Regions from separate parts of the Mus musculus genome. Here region 2 is linked to region 1. The links are chromatin loops, found by intact Hi-C in ENCODE. Cell type or tissue: left cerebral cortex. All regions are shown on one strand. Links, peaks and the distances in the headings refer to the core of each region. The heading gives the core; the rest is flanking DNA.

Region 1 (7,472 bases), core at 1,356-6,355:
ATACCAATAAAGGGACACAGCTATAAAATGGCTCCTGATGACACATGGCCATACCCACAAATCAGTCCACCTCAGAGAAGCTTCGTGCAGTAGATAGGAGTTAGCACAGAGACCCACAATCTGGACAGTGTGCAGAGAGTGAGAGACTTTGAAGCACTCTATTCGAACTGGGATTTCTTTGTCATGCTCCTCCCCTCAAGGCTCAGGGATCTATGGGTAAGATTAGGTAGAAAGATTGTAAGACAGAGCAGGGCTGATGCCCGTATGAACTCATAGAGACTGTGGAAGCAAGCACCGGGCCTGAACAGGTGCAAACCAGACAAAAATCCCAGCACCAAGAAAGGGAAGTGGCACAAAGTCCCACCTCTCAACCAAGAAGCTATGTGCAACTGTGATACCAGCTGGGATGAGGAGAATCAGCCTCACACACACATACGAATGCCTCCAGGGTAGGCCCTATGCCTAGTACGCGCGCGCGCGCGCGCTCACACACACACACACACACACACACACACACACACACACACAGAGAGAGAGAGAGAGAGACAGAGAGAGAGAGAGACAGAGACAGAGAGACAGAGAGACAGAGACAGAGACAGAGAGACAGAGACAGAGAAGAGAGAGAGAGAGATCCATGATTTTTGTGTGCCTTTTTTGTTTGTCTGGTTTGCCTTAGTATTCTTTGTTTTGTTTTTGACAGAATGAACATCAAGTTGGATGCATAAAGAGAAGTATCTGGGAGGAGTTGGGGCTAGGGAAAAGCATATGAAAAAATATATTGTATACGTAATTTTAAAAAGAAACATTAAAATAAAGAATGAATATATACGATATATCCAGAGCGGAGGGAGGGGCACATGGCAATTTGGACTGTGTAGGAGTTCGTATGTGCATCAGCCCTGTTGTGTCTCAAAAACAGAAGAAGGGAATGGACTGGGCCCACTTGGGGATGGAGCCAACAAGACTACTCTGGGATGATTTCTAGGGTTCTTCTTATTTTTAATATCTCTCTCTCTCTCTCTCCCTCTCTCTCTCTCTCTCTGTTTGTATGTTTGTGTGTGTGTGTGAGTGTGGCGTCCGTATGTGTGTGTTGAGATCATCAGATGACCTGCTGTTGGTCTTTGCTTTGCACCATGTTTGAGACAAGGCTTCTTCTTCATGTTGCCCACACAAAGCTAGCTGACCAGTGAGCTTCCAGGGAATCTCCCATCTTGAAGTGGGGGCATCTGGGATTGCACCTTTGTCTCATCTGGCTTTAAGCGGATTCTGAATCTGAATTCAGATCCTCACACGTGATCAGCAAGTGCTTTGTATACTGAGCCATCTCCTTAGCTGGTTTATTTAGTTAGTTATAATAATTATATCCAAACTATTAAGGAGACTGTTGTAGGTGTGGGGGAAGGAAACGTTTGGCTGACTAGAAAAGCCCCTCTAAGGACAAATTAGGTGTTGGTATGCTATATTCTTCTGGAACATGAGCAAGGACAATGAAAACCAAATCACAGAAAGAATTCAATGCTAAAGTTTTTCAAAGTGTACAAATCGTAGGTCCTTTGATGCTGCTATGTGAGTGTGAGTGACCAACTCATCAAAAATAGGTTATTTGGTGAGAATTTGCTAAGAGAATTTGCCTTTAAGACCCTATCTATCCTGCTCCGGTTTTTGCAGGGATGAGCATCATGTAAGAGAAAAACGTAATGGCCTCAAACTATTAAAAGCCAGACTGAACTGGCTGTCAGCATCCCTAGAGTCTCTCCATTGCTGTCTTTCTTACTGCCCCTCCAGGAATTCTTGTTCTCATCCATTAAGGACTGCCACTGGCTCCAAGCAACAGAGCCCATAGGCAAAGTGATGGGACCACAGGGTGAGAAACATGCCCCACGCGTGGAGCAGGGGAAGACCTCCAGACCATCCAGCACCACCCGGCTGTCCCGCACGCGCGGGAAGAGCCTCGCTGGGCCTTTGCCTCCAGCCACTCGCGCCCACGAACTCCCACGCTTAGACCCCACCCCCACTCCCAAGTTAAAAGTCAGGCTTTTTTTTTTTTTTTTTTTTTTCCAAACGCAAAAGAACTTTGTAGTCTCCCTAGTGTTTCCTACTTTTGTTTCTGAACTCGGCTCCCCGCCCCCGCCCCGCTCCGATCCCAGGCTGGTTTTCGGCTGCCCCAGCTCCCGGGTTCTAGCTCTGCACTCGCTTTAACCCTTCAAGGGGCGAGGGTCGCTGCGCAGCCCAGAGAGGCAGCGAAGAGACCCCGGGCAGCCCGAGTTCCAGACGCCCACCGGAGCTGTGACCTGCGGGTCCCGGACACAGGCCGGGGTCCGGAGCACGCGGTCGCCCGGGGTACGGGGTGCTGAGCTGGGGAGAGGAGCTGTGGGGCGAGGCGAGACGCAGGGCACAAGCAGGCGACGGCGGCTGCACGCGGGGACCCGGGCGCGGGACGGGGTGGTGCGGGCAAAGCTTGGATCTAAGGTGCGGGCTTCGCTCGGGTCCTCGGACAGGGCGCGGGTCGGAGCAGCACTTACCTGCGGCGGCAGGGTCTGGAAGCCGCGGATCGGCGACATCAGAGGGCCGGGGCCTGCCGGTCCTACCGTACTCTGCCCTGCAATGCTCTGGCCGCCGGGGGCCAGACGCACTTCCTCAATCCTGCGGCCGCCTGGCGGGCGGAGAGGGCGGGTGGCGCGGAAGCAGGGCTGTGCCAGAGGGTCGGCCGCCCCGACCTCCCCTGGATGGCCTGCCTCGGTTTCCCTAGCTGCAAGATGTCGGTGACCAAGCTCACTGCTCTTGTGCCTCGGTAGACGCTTGGGTCTTGAAACTTTGTGGACTCCTCTCCAAATTTGAATGCTTTGCTGCCTTCCCTGCGGACAGGCACAGTGACAAGGTTGTGCCTTTCCTACCCTGCTCGAGTAACAGATTAATTTTTATCCTGTTTGCTGGCCATATACTGTGACTGTAAATATTAAGAGAGCGAGAATATTAATGTGTGTGCAGGTCTTTATGGAGCGGTGCAGAAACTACATTTTAAAAGTTGATGTTTTGTAAACTGCGCTTTTTCACCACACGAGTTCGCTAACTTAAATTATGGACGTTTGCAAAGATATTACTAGCTGATGAATATTTTTCGATTTTCGAACTCCGGAGTAGCTGGGATTACAGGAGCATGCCACCCTGACTGGCTGCTTGTGGCGATGAGGTGGAATGTTGTCAGTTGATTCCACTGAAGTTAATAACCAAACGCGGCTATACACTCAGCAGGCAAGCTTCGGATTCCGCTCGTTTTCCCCGAGAAAAGATAATCCTTGGTAGAAAATCAGTACTGGACCGAAGTGCTTCTTACTGGTAAGAATGAATATTCCTGAGACCAAGTGCAAAGAACATTGACAGACCGCCTCACTGGCAGCTCACAGAATTTGAGAAGCCGTGGGCCGCCTGAGATATTTTGGGAACACCTCAAGTGTTTGTTTAGAGTTGGAGTTTGTATCCCTAGTTGGCAAGGCCACAACCTCGCAGCTCTTCTACGTTCGCTCTTCTTTTCCTCCATCGAACACTGTTACAAAAATGTAGGTGGGGTTCTGCAATCCTGTCCTCACCACCGAGGTCCTCAGACCAATTAGCAAGGCCAGCAACATGACTGCTATGGAAAAGTCCCTAATAATTTGCAAGGCATGGCGTCAGCAGTTTGAATGAGCCTGGCTTGGTGGCGCCTTCAGGGCATACATACATCACTGCCACCTAGCGTTACTAAAAGGAAGTCCATGTCTAGAGCCAGGACCAACACACACTAAGAGGACTTGTGTTGCCTATGCTTAAGTGGCAAGAAATTTTCCACTTTAAACAATCTTAGAAATAGGTTAAGAAAAGTGCCCAATTTAAAACAAACAAACGAGCAAACAAAGGTCTGGAATATTCGACACATATATGAGCTTTTTTTGAGATGGCCATATCACAGTATTCAACTGTACCCAGTAGGTGTGTTTTAATCACAAGTTTGCAAAGGAGACAATTACAGAATAGCTAAAATTCCTTCTCACTTCTTTTTCATTCCTGCAGACCCATGTTTTTCTTGGGTTTGCTCACATCCCACCCTGACTTTCAGTCTGAGGTTGGAATTACCCTGTCTACAAAGGGGTCCTCTGATAGACAGTGGTCAGAGGTAGATCAGCCACCCACCTCCCTGAATGAGCATGACACTGCGGAGGCTAACTGTTCCTTTTGTCTTCTGACACTCGATTTTATTCAGCCAAATGCTCACTTTTGTTTGATGTCTCCCCCCCCCACACACACACACAATAATTTAAAGACCCTCTTCCGGTCTCCACCTACAATCACAGTTGGCTACAAGGATTCTAGTAGGCATTAGAAAGTAGGCACCCACCAAGAGCTGAAACTAGAACATCCCATAATGTCTTCTTTGAGAGAATGTGTCCAAGTGCATGCATATAATTGCACCTGCACACACTTATACACACATACTCACACATGTCTCTAGAGTGGTTCTGTTCAGGCAGGCGTGCTCTAATTAATCAGACAATAGGAGGTGTCATTTTAATATCATCCTATGCTCACATTTGGATCAGATATGAAGTGCTCATAAATATAGCAACACAAGCAGAGGGGCTTACTGAGAAAGCTCTGGTGCAACCTCCAGCACCATATTTTAAGGGGGTGATGTTTTCACATGTGTCAGAGGCCTGGTCTTGCAATGCTGAGTTCACAGTTTGATCGTTCCAGGCCTACACAAGGTTTCTGCTGCAACATCAATGTCAGGTCATAACCGGGTAACTGATGTCTCTTGGCAATTAGAAGCCTTAAGAACTTCAGCTAAGTCAAGTCTAGACCCTTAGATCATCATAGACAAAGTCACAAAAGTAGACACATGGCCACTATTTGGGGACAGGATTTTTTTCCCCAAATCCTCATTTTCTGCACTTGCCATTGTTGCCTTGTGATTAAAAGGAACTTAGGCAGCATAGAAGGCACCTTACACTTTGCCTGTGAGCCACGGAGCTCTTCACCATGCAAGACTGTAGAAATGGCCGTTACCATCAAGAAGAGCCCTGTGCGTGCCCGACTGGAGGCGTGTGATTTCATTTTCCCATTGTCTTATCAAAAGCCACATCGCACAGAAGTCTCAGAAAGAGAAGGGCCTGCCACAGAATTCAAATGGGGTTAGTCCTCCAATGAAAAACAATCAATGTTTCTCTGTGTCCAACTTTATTTTTTCATTGCTGAACACACAATCTGAACTTAAGATCAAAATCCCCAATCCAATTGATTTAAAAACCATACCACAGGGGTAAACCTTAAAAGAAGTGAGATCTAACATTATATAGATTTTCATTTCTAAGTACAGTATATTACAGAAGGTTAAATACACTACCTCCGTGTACTTACAGCTATAAAAAGATACATTAATGATACCAATTATAAATAATGTAACATTTCATATTAAAGGCATTATTGTACAATGGAAGAATAGCAACCCTCTAGTGTACTATGGTGAAGGGTAGTGCCTAGAGTTATTGAGATACCCAAAATTCAGTGTCCGAAGCCAAATCCTGACTTAACTAGTTATGGTAGTATAAGTGTTGAGGGAGGAAAGAAGGTGGATGGAATATTGCTTGTCTCCGACAGGGCTGAGAGCCCCGATTCACGCCCCACATTCTCTACCTCACACTGGTTCAGATAGAAGACTTAATTCTCACGCTTGCTCAGCCCAACTTTATCCTCAAATGTAAGCCTCACATCTAATTAGGCAGGTGCATGTTTACTGACAGTGAAAGTTACCCAAACAGCAGTCAACCCAAAGAGTGTGGTTCTACCCTTAAAGCTTTATGGGGATCGTTTTAGTTTTCCAAGTTCAAACATGAAATTGCGCATCATATGCATACATCAAAGAGGAAAGGAAAACATGTTTTAACATGACTGAGGTACCCAGGTCACTTGGTGGTCCCTTGTGGGATCCAGGTGTTACTTGTTAGCCAATCATAAATGAAAGCCCAGACGGGATTTTGAAGACTACAGAACTATGCAGTGGCAGCTATTTCTTGCTGGCATGAACTTCACTAATCTAAAACAGGTAATGGAGCTGGAGAAGAGAAAAAGGAAGTGGGCGTGCCCGTTATTGAATGTGGTAGAAACGGGTATTTGAAAAAGTGAATGGTGGCTCTGAGGGTCAAATGTGAGGCTCCATTGCCCAGGGTTTGCTCTGCCATGGTAGTTCTAACATGAGCCCTCAGTGGCAAAGGTGACACGTTGTCTGCCTTAGATGGGCCTATGTCGTGGAAGACCATCTCATAACTATAGGGCAAACTCTTTGGGATGTTGATTTGGTCATTCCAAAGTCAGGATTGTTTTCAAGGTGAACCCCATGGTCAGTGCCCATATGCAGCCCTTAGGACCCGCACCCCTGCACACCAAAGGCTTCTGGGGCCTTTCCATGGCAGCTTCGCTAAGCTCCCCACACTGGGTCCCTGAAATTGTCCCTTCACCTCAACACTAATCCTTTGTTGTGAATAATCCCACTTTCCCCCTCAGAACAAGGAGGGACTTGTGTGCACAGATGACCCCAAAGAGACCCCAAAGACCAGATTTGCTCACAGAACATTTAGTGAGCTCATTCTATATTCCTCCTGGGGTCAAAAAGCATTTAAATTAACCGTGGGACACTCCAGTGACTACTGTCTCATAGTTAAGAGCACTGGCTGTCTTTGCGGTGTCCTGCACTTAGTCTAAAGGCAAAGTCAGAGCTGGGTAAGAGTTCCTCTCCAGGCAGCCCTCCAGTTTCCCATATCCTATCCGTCTGCCCACAGTTTGGTCCATAAAGCATGCGTGTGAGTGAGAGGAAAGTCAAAACCATTGAACTCCAGTAGATCGGGTGTCCAGAAGAGAGGGTCCTGGGAAGCTGAGCACTGTCATCCTGCTTTCTGCTCGTGGCAGGCTGGAGTTGCCACGGTCAGCTGTCCAGCTTTTGAGGAAGAAGCCGGCCTGTTCCTCAGGGGTTCTTCTCCTCGAGTTTGATGGTGACAGTTTTCACTTCTGTATATTCAGCCAGAGCATATTCTCCTCTGTGATGACAGAAAAGGGGGGACAGTTCACACTGTCAGTTCACAGTCCTGGGGAACCTCCTCTAAAGCATGAACATCCTGTGCGGCAGCTTGAGCGTTGGGGTTCGTGTTACAGGGCAGCGTGGTGCCTGGACTTAGTAAAGGCAGTAGGCTCTACGATGTACTAGATAAGTGTCAGGAACTGGAAATGCGCGTTTAAATGCTAAGTTCCTGCGTGTGATGCTTTTGGTGAGGGTAAAAGAACTGAGGGTTTGCTTTTGGACAATGAGAGAAGAAAGCAAAAGAACACAAGTTTTCTGTGTCATGGGGGGTAGCTACGTGGCCTGTGCACTGAACGGGGTGTTGGAGGCAGGGGATCTGGGGAGTGAGAATCGCACCGACTATGGAAGTGTCAAGTGGTGATTTGTT
Region 2 (7,472 bases), core at 1,592-6,591, 290 kb before region 1:
CAAGAGTTGTGTAGGAAGAGAGTGATCTCCAAGGCTAGCCTGAGCAACATGGCAAAATGTTAAAACGCCAACACTCGATGTGGTTGTTCACACCCATGACTCCACCAGCTCTGAACACTGAGCCTGAGACAGAAGTTTGTCAGAAGTGCAAGGCCCAGCTGGGCCACAGTGTGAGACTCTAACCCCATCCTGGAGAGGAGGTCGAGGAAGAAAACATTTGATGATTAAGTTTACTGTTTCAACTGATTGTGGCCATGGTGTCATAGGCCACTGTGGTGGTTTAAATGAGACCCTGCCACATAGGCTCAGATGTCCGAACACTTGCTCCCTTAGTTGGTGGCACTTGTGGAGGTTTAGGGAGTGTGGCTATGTTGGAGGAGGAGCCACTGCTGGTGGACACTGATGTCCCAATCTCATGACATTTCCAGCACACTCTCAGCTCTGTTCTTGCCATTGCATTGTGACCTCTCTCTCAGCTTGCTGCTTCAGCTCTCATGCCACCTGCTACCCTGACCCCCTGACCCCAGCCATGACATACCCTTATCCCTCTGGAACAATAATCCCAAATAAAGACTTCTGTAAGTTGTATCTGGTCATTATGGTTCATCACAGCAATAGAAAAGTAACTAAAACAGTCGCATACATATGTCAAAAACTAAAATGTATTTTTTTTTAAAATGTGGCACTGGAAATTAAACCTAGGGCCTCAGACATAGTAGGCAAGCTCTCTGCCCCTGAGGCCCACACCTTTTAAATTATACATTTTTGCCCAGCTGTGGTGACACATGCCTTTAATTCCAGCACTCAGGAGGCAGAATCTCTGAGTTTAGGGTCAGCTTTGTCTATATAGAGTTCCGGGAAAGCCAGAGCCACACCGGGAAACCCTGTCTCAGAAAAACAAAACCAGAAAGGATTACATACATATCACAATGGTATAAATGTTTGTTTCTAAAATTAAAAAGTGACAAAGGTGTGAGGCAGAAGAGCCAGCAGCCAATGCTGCTCCCAACACCCCCACCCCCGCCCCGCCTGGGGTAGATGAGGCTGCTCGAGAGGCAGCTGAGCCTGCAGTGAGTGAGCTAGACAGGCCCATGGCTCCAGACACTGGCCTAGCTGTGCCCTGCTGAGGTCTGTGTTGATGTTCATGACCCGTGTTACCACCGAAGGCTGTGCAGATGACCATGGTATGTGCTGCTGCCTGAAGTCACATTGATGTCTACAGGCTATGCTGTCATAAAGGTGAGGGTGGGGGTGGGGCAGAGACTGATCTGAGCAGCCTGCACTGCACCCAAGGTTATGGTGAAGACCGTGGTTGGAGCAACCTCGGAGGACCTTGTCTGGGTCCATGGTCCTACCATATGTACTCCTACGGATGTGAAGAGCAAAGAGGCTACTTTTGCTGTTATATCAATGATTGCAGATGCACAGTTGAGAAGGAGGGACGTGGAGGCTTCGGTGATGCCCCTACCCCTGTCCCACAGAGGTGTGGGAGGACAGGGACTCACCATAGAAGTCAGCTAGACCTGCTTTGTCTAGTTACCCACAGTAACTAGACAAAGGACCCGAACCAGCCATCCAGCAACACTTCCCGTACCCATATGTGAGCTTTTATGGTGTCTTGCCTTTATAAGCTGCTCCTGGGATGGACCCGAAAATAAGAGAGACACCTACGCCAATGTAAGAAACTTTCATTTTGAGTAGGAGTTGAATAAAGCTTAAGTTTCCCAGACCTCCCTGGGAACTAATATTCTGCTTGGCAGAGAGAGACGTGTACCTGGGAAACTGACGTCCTGTTGGCCAGCTAAGACATGAATGTTAGACAAGGCAATTCCCCCACTACAGTTGAATATCCCAACCAATGGGAACAGGATACACGTACAGCAAAGACACGTTCCCAAGGAAGTCCCCTGTCCCTACATCCTGATAGGTGAAATAACTGGGCACAGGTGTTTGTGGACTTCAAGGCTTAAAAGCATGGTAGGATCCTGGTTGTAGCCAGCTCCCGAATCTGTCCTGTGGCCGTGATCTATCAGTCCTGGAACAAATGCTCATCAAACTACCCTTGTCTGACTGAGATGGCTGTTTGTGTGGTTTCCAAGGCAACTCCTGGATCCCAACAATCAGGGTGCATGATGTAAAACTTCCAGAAAATCGAAGTGTCACACGGGGGAAAAGTCACAAAAATTCTCTCTTTCTCTCTCTCTCTCTCTCTCTCTCTCTCTCTCTCTCTCTCTCTCTCTCTCTCTCTCTCTCTTCCTCTCTCTCTCTCCTCACTCACTATTTCCCACTGACTGAAAAATATCACAAGGGAATGGAGGGATGGTTCAGTGTGTGGCATGCTTACTGCAGAAGCTTTGGCCCTGAGTGTTGGTCACTAGTGCTCATGTGAAAGCAGGCATGGCGGCAGGTACCTGTAGCTCCAGTGCTGGGCAGGAACAGGAGGATTCCGTGGGCCTGCTAGGCAGCCAGTCTAGCTGAAACAAGAGCTCTAGGTTCAGTGAGGGACCCTGTCGGAAAATAGGAGGTGAGGAGTGGTTGAGAAGGGTACATTGACTTCTGACCACCACATGCATATGTAAGGGCAAGCATACCCACACATGGATACACACACACACACACACACACACACACACACACACACAAGATCCAGAAGAACTAAAAGAAAACAAATTACACTAGCTCATGAAAATTCTTGAGACTACAGGTATATACCACTGCGCTGGGCTCTTTTGAACATTTTCAACGTAAATGAAGTGGGTTGATGAACCAGCAGGTGCAGCTGGGATTCAGGGTTTATAGTATACCATGGCCACATCCAGCTTATAGTGATAAAGACATGTTATTTTTTGAGATTTTTCCTTCCAGGCCATGGCTTCATTGCCTTTGTGCCAATGGAAGCATAGCATAGCACGTCAGGAGCCCATAGTAGAGGAAACTGCTCACCCCACGGCAGACAAGAGTGAGAAATAGGAAGAGTCCTGGCCCCAGCATCCCTCCAGGGCACGCTTCTAAGACTGGACTCACACAGAAGGCCCCACCTCCATAAGGGTTCTGCCACCTCTCTACAGCACTAGGAACTCGTGAGAGCAAGCTTTGAGCACATGGACCTTTGCAGGACATTCCAGATCCGAGCTGTGACACCCAGCAGCGACAAAGATGTCTTCACGTTGCTGCTGCTGTTACTGATGACATAAGCCACCTCTCCAACCTTTAGCTCCATCCTTTCCTCCATGTGCACACTAACTGACTCCAGTGCTACCCAACCTTTAGAAGACATAGACTTTCCCCCAGGCTTGGGGGAAACACTCTCATGATCGTTTGAATCAACAGCTGTGCATGGAGATAGGGCATGTAGCAGAGCCACTAAAAACCTCCCCAGTGTCTGCAGCCGCATAATGCCAGAGTTTTGAGAGCCTGCTGCAGGAGACTCCGGATACCCTCTCCCATGTGCACCGTGTGCTTCCCAGGAACACAGGCATCTATGTCCATATGTGATAATTACATTGCCTCATATTTTGCATTCATTTGGGGGGGATGGGGGATGTGAGGCTCCTCAAAGAGGCCAGCCGTGGCCCCACACCAACCTGGACATCAGCATCGGTTGGAATGATGGCTACACTTGCAGAAAGAAGCCACCTCTAAAATTCCTTAATTCAGGAGGCTGAGGATAGATTCTGGCTTACAGCTTTTTCAGGTTAAACCTCTCTCAGTTTACAGTTTCATCACAAATCCAGAATCAAACACCACCTTTAAATACTGGATTAAGTAATAATTACAGACTAAAATGGACCATGAAACACGTGACCATTGCTCTCCGTTCTGTCTGTCTCTCTTTTGAGATGGGGTCTCTCTGTGTAGTCAGTGCTGTCCTGGACTTCAATATGTTGATCAGATTGGCCTTGAACTCACAGAGATTCCCCTCGTTTGTCTCCCAAGTGCTAGGATTAAACAACCACCATGCCCAGCTCATTGTTCTCTTTGAGACTGAAGATTCAAGAAATCCTGGGTGGACCAGATGGCTCAGTGAGTTAAGGCTCTTGCCGTTAAAGTTGGGCATCCTGAGTTCAATCTCCAAAACCCACGTGGTGGGAGCAAGGACCATTCCTGTTAGTTATCCTCTGACCTCCATAGATACGTATTTTAAAAAAAGAAATCCTGTCATGGAATAAATATCCTGTCATGGAATAAATATAACAGAAGGGGGCGCTGTTGCTCCAAGTTCCCAAGCTGTTGGGGCCCTAACTTTTTTTTTTTTTTTTTTTTTTTTTTTTTGAATGAATGAACAATATGCTAGCTAAGAACATTTTGGAAGGCTTTTTCTTCTACCTGTCTAAGGATAAAAAGATAAATCTCTAGTACTAGGTACAGCCCAAGAACAAAGTGAAGGGAAGTACTGAGTGTGAACTGAATGAAGAGGTTCTGAACGGACGTTGAGCAGCCCTCACCCTAATGCTCACAGGCAATGGATTCTGACTTCAGAGTGGTTTTTTGTTGTTGTTGTTGTTGTTGAACTTTTACATGTGTACAATGAGGAATATTTGACGTGAGACTAAATTCACTTATATCTCATATATGCTTCATTTACTTAGTCCGAAAGCAATTTTAGGCACTATTTTAAATCACTTGTGAACAAGTCAAAATGTGGTGTTACGGAGTTTTTCCCTTGTGGCATTTGTCAGCAGTTAAAGAGCTGCAGATTTTGGAACACATGGAATTGAGATTTTCCCGATTAGGCATGCCCGCCCTGTGTCGGCCCTTTAATGACTTAGGAAGATTCTCAGTAGTATTTCTCTATTGGGAGAACACAGTGGTCTATAAAGGAAACTACAAAGCAAGATGCGATTTACTCTTCGCAGTTTTGACTTTAGTGGACTGTCAAGAGGCAAGAAACCAGACATGCAAAGGAGCGTTTTGGCAATTCCTGCTTCCAGCCCGGGCTCTCCAGCTGTGGCTGGTGCCATCCCGGGTTCTCCGGCTGTGGCTGGCGATGATCAGGGCTCTCCGGCTGTGGCTGGTGCCGGCCCAGGTTCTTTGGCTGTGGCTGGCGATGGCCTAGGCTCTCTGGCTCTGGCTGGTGATGTCCATCCCTCAGTTGACTTCATTTCTCTGGGCCTCAGTTTCCACTCATGCAAGACAAAGACTTGAATAAATTGTGATGTAGAACCCATCGTCTTAATGAGCTACACTGTCAATACTTGAGAGAATTAAATCTGTTGATGTACTTTGAGTATCGTTTTGTGGTTGTGAAATCCTCACATAATTAAAAGCCAGACCAAGCTGAAGAGAGCAGCTCCTGGAAATCTCACTCAGGCGCATCCTTCTTCTCAGACCACTCGCTTCCCCGGCTCCCCGGGTCCTCGCTTTTATTTCTTGCATTCTGTGTAAAGACACTAAGGAAATGCTTTTTGTAACTGCTGTGTGTGTCTCATCATGTCCGATTCTTTCTGACTCGTGTGGAGAGAGCTCTTCACTCTGCCTTACAGCTGCAGGACACAGATGGTTCCAATTTGAGAAAGGGAGCAAGCCAGAGGGGTCAAGAACACCACAGAAGACCTACAGAGCCAACTGACCTGGGTCCATGGGAGCTCACAGAGACTCAACCACCAACCAAAGAGCAGGAGAGGCTAAACCTAGACCCACTACCCACTTGTAGCAAATGCACAACCTGGTCTTCACCCGGTCCCCTAACAATCGGAGTGTGGACTGTGTCTGACTCCATTGCCTGCCATTTGGGTCCCCTTTCCTACCTAGACTGCCTGGTTGGGCCTCAGTGGGAGAGAAGGTTTCTAGTCCTGCTGGGACTGGGTGTCCTAGGGTGAAGTGGTACCCAAGGGGGGCTTCCCCTTCTCTGCAGAAGAGGGGATAATAGGGGGAGAGACTTGTAGTGGTGGGACTGGGAGGAGAGGAGGGAGAGGGGCTGTGATGAAGATGTAAAGTAAATAAATAAATACATTATTGGAAGAAAGAGAGTGTAGCTTCTGGGCTGTTTTTTTTTTTTCCCTTCTCTTTTCTCTAGCATAGGGCAAGAGTAAAATGCATTCAGTAGAAACCGCACTTCGACTTTCGTTCTTTTCCTAGACTGGTGATCTGTGATCAGTCCTCTCTCCTGATGCTGGACTGTACGCTCACCCCATCAGCCACATAATTCCTAGGGGAGACAATCAGCTTCTGGTGGGTCCTGTAGCTAGCTACACTGGGGTGTTTTAGTACACTAGGTACATTCCACAGCCTTCCCACTTAAAACAGTTCCAACTTACAATGGGATAGCAGAACATAACCCCATCACAAATAGAGCAGCAACTGTCTCCCCATTCACAGTCTTACAAATGGACATTTGGTTTGCCCAGTTCACCCTCACACACAATGGAGCCCAGAATAACCCATCCAAGTGGCACTTTGTACTGGTGTGGATGAGGGAGAATTCTTAGAAGTGAGATTGCTAGGTCAAAAGCTAACGTAGAGGCCAAGGAGGTGGGTCAGTAGGTAAAGTTCTTGCTAGGCTAATTCAAGGCCCAATTAGGATCCCTTGAAACCACATCAAAACAGAGCAGCAGTGGCAGCTGCCTGTAAGCCCAGAAAAGACAAAGAAAGGGGATCCCTGTGGCAAGCTGGTTCGACTAGTTGATTTTGAGAACGTTGCTTCTGTTGAGAAACTGTGCCTCAATAAATAAAGTGCAGAGTAACCAAAGAAAACACCCAACATCAACTTTTAGGCCTCTATACTCAAGTCCACATGTGTACCTCTCCCGGGTATGCATGCACTCACACCACAGGCTAAGGAAGGGATAAGTAAGTACCACTGCCACTACTGACGACGAAAAACTTGGCCTCAAAGTGAGTCACAAAGCACATCTCGCCCTTATTCCTGACACTTCTCAGAAAGGCCTTCATTTCTTGGCTGACAACAGTTAGCACCTACTGGGTAAGTGGTAAGACAAGATGACCTAGCACTGTTAACAGGATGTGTAACATGGGTGGATCACTTAGCAGCCAAAGATACCCGGTAAATGTTTTTTCTTACCTCCAAAATTATACTTTAGATGTTTGTAGATCCAAATGTCTTCTGGGTCAATCAGTAGCAGAAGGTTTCCTCTACAGCTCGTTAGACCACTAAAAGCAAAGAGCGTTTGCTCTCCACTTCTGCAGTGGCTCCACAAACCACCAGGACCTGAACCTTCAGGTGACTGTGCTCTGGGTCAGCTCACCGAGCCCTGGCATGAGTCACCAGCTGACAAGCACTGGGGGAGTGGGATGCAGAAGGGAGAGGTGTCCTCCTGAGGATGGGACCATTGCTCAAATTGTGCAGTTGTGGAAACTCTGGCCTCGCTTTAGAGTAATGGCATTTAACTGATGTTTAGTTATAGATCTTTCTTTGCTAAAGGAGGATCAAGCCTTTGACTAGAGCAAACCTTGTCATGAAGGCGTCCCCTAAAGACATTTAGACTATCTCCTGAGTGTCTGTGCATCACCAC

The links. A loop is a pair of places that touch in the nucleus more often than their neighbours do. Peaks named below come from ENCODE experiments on the same cell type or tissue, not always from the same donor. Only the 100,000 strongest peaks of a DNase experiment are listed, where the experiment ranks them.
Region 2: it touches region 1 in a loop (5-fold over the local background); 24 of 42 quality-filtered maps call a loop at or near these places.

The regions. Positions count from the first base shown.
Region 1 is chr7:66,385,698-66,393,169 of GRCm38, forward strand. It overlaps Lrrk1 (leucine-rich repeat kinase 1), which reads right to left and starts at 2,644. Exons shown (of 34, transcript NM_146191.3): 1 at 2,523-2,644. Aldh1a3 (aldehyde dehydrogenase family 1, subfamily A3) reads right to left here. Exons shown (of 13, transcript NM_053080.3): 13 at 5,195-7,064. The coding sequence ends at 6,992. In left cerebral cortex, for the core only: CTCF peaks have their summits at 2,667 and 3,724; a DNase peak (open chromatin) is centred at 3,704; H3K4me3 peaks cover 1,984 bases; H3K27ac peaks cover 1,432 bases.
Region 2 is chr7:66,097,866-66,105,337 of GRCm38, forward strand. No RefSeq gene overlaps it. Among named protein-coding and RNA genes, the nearest start is that of Chsy1, 7.9 kb to the right of the region's middle. In left cerebral cortex, for the core only: a CTCF peak has its summit at 4,190 (motif pointing right); a DNase peak (open chromatin) is centred at 4,166.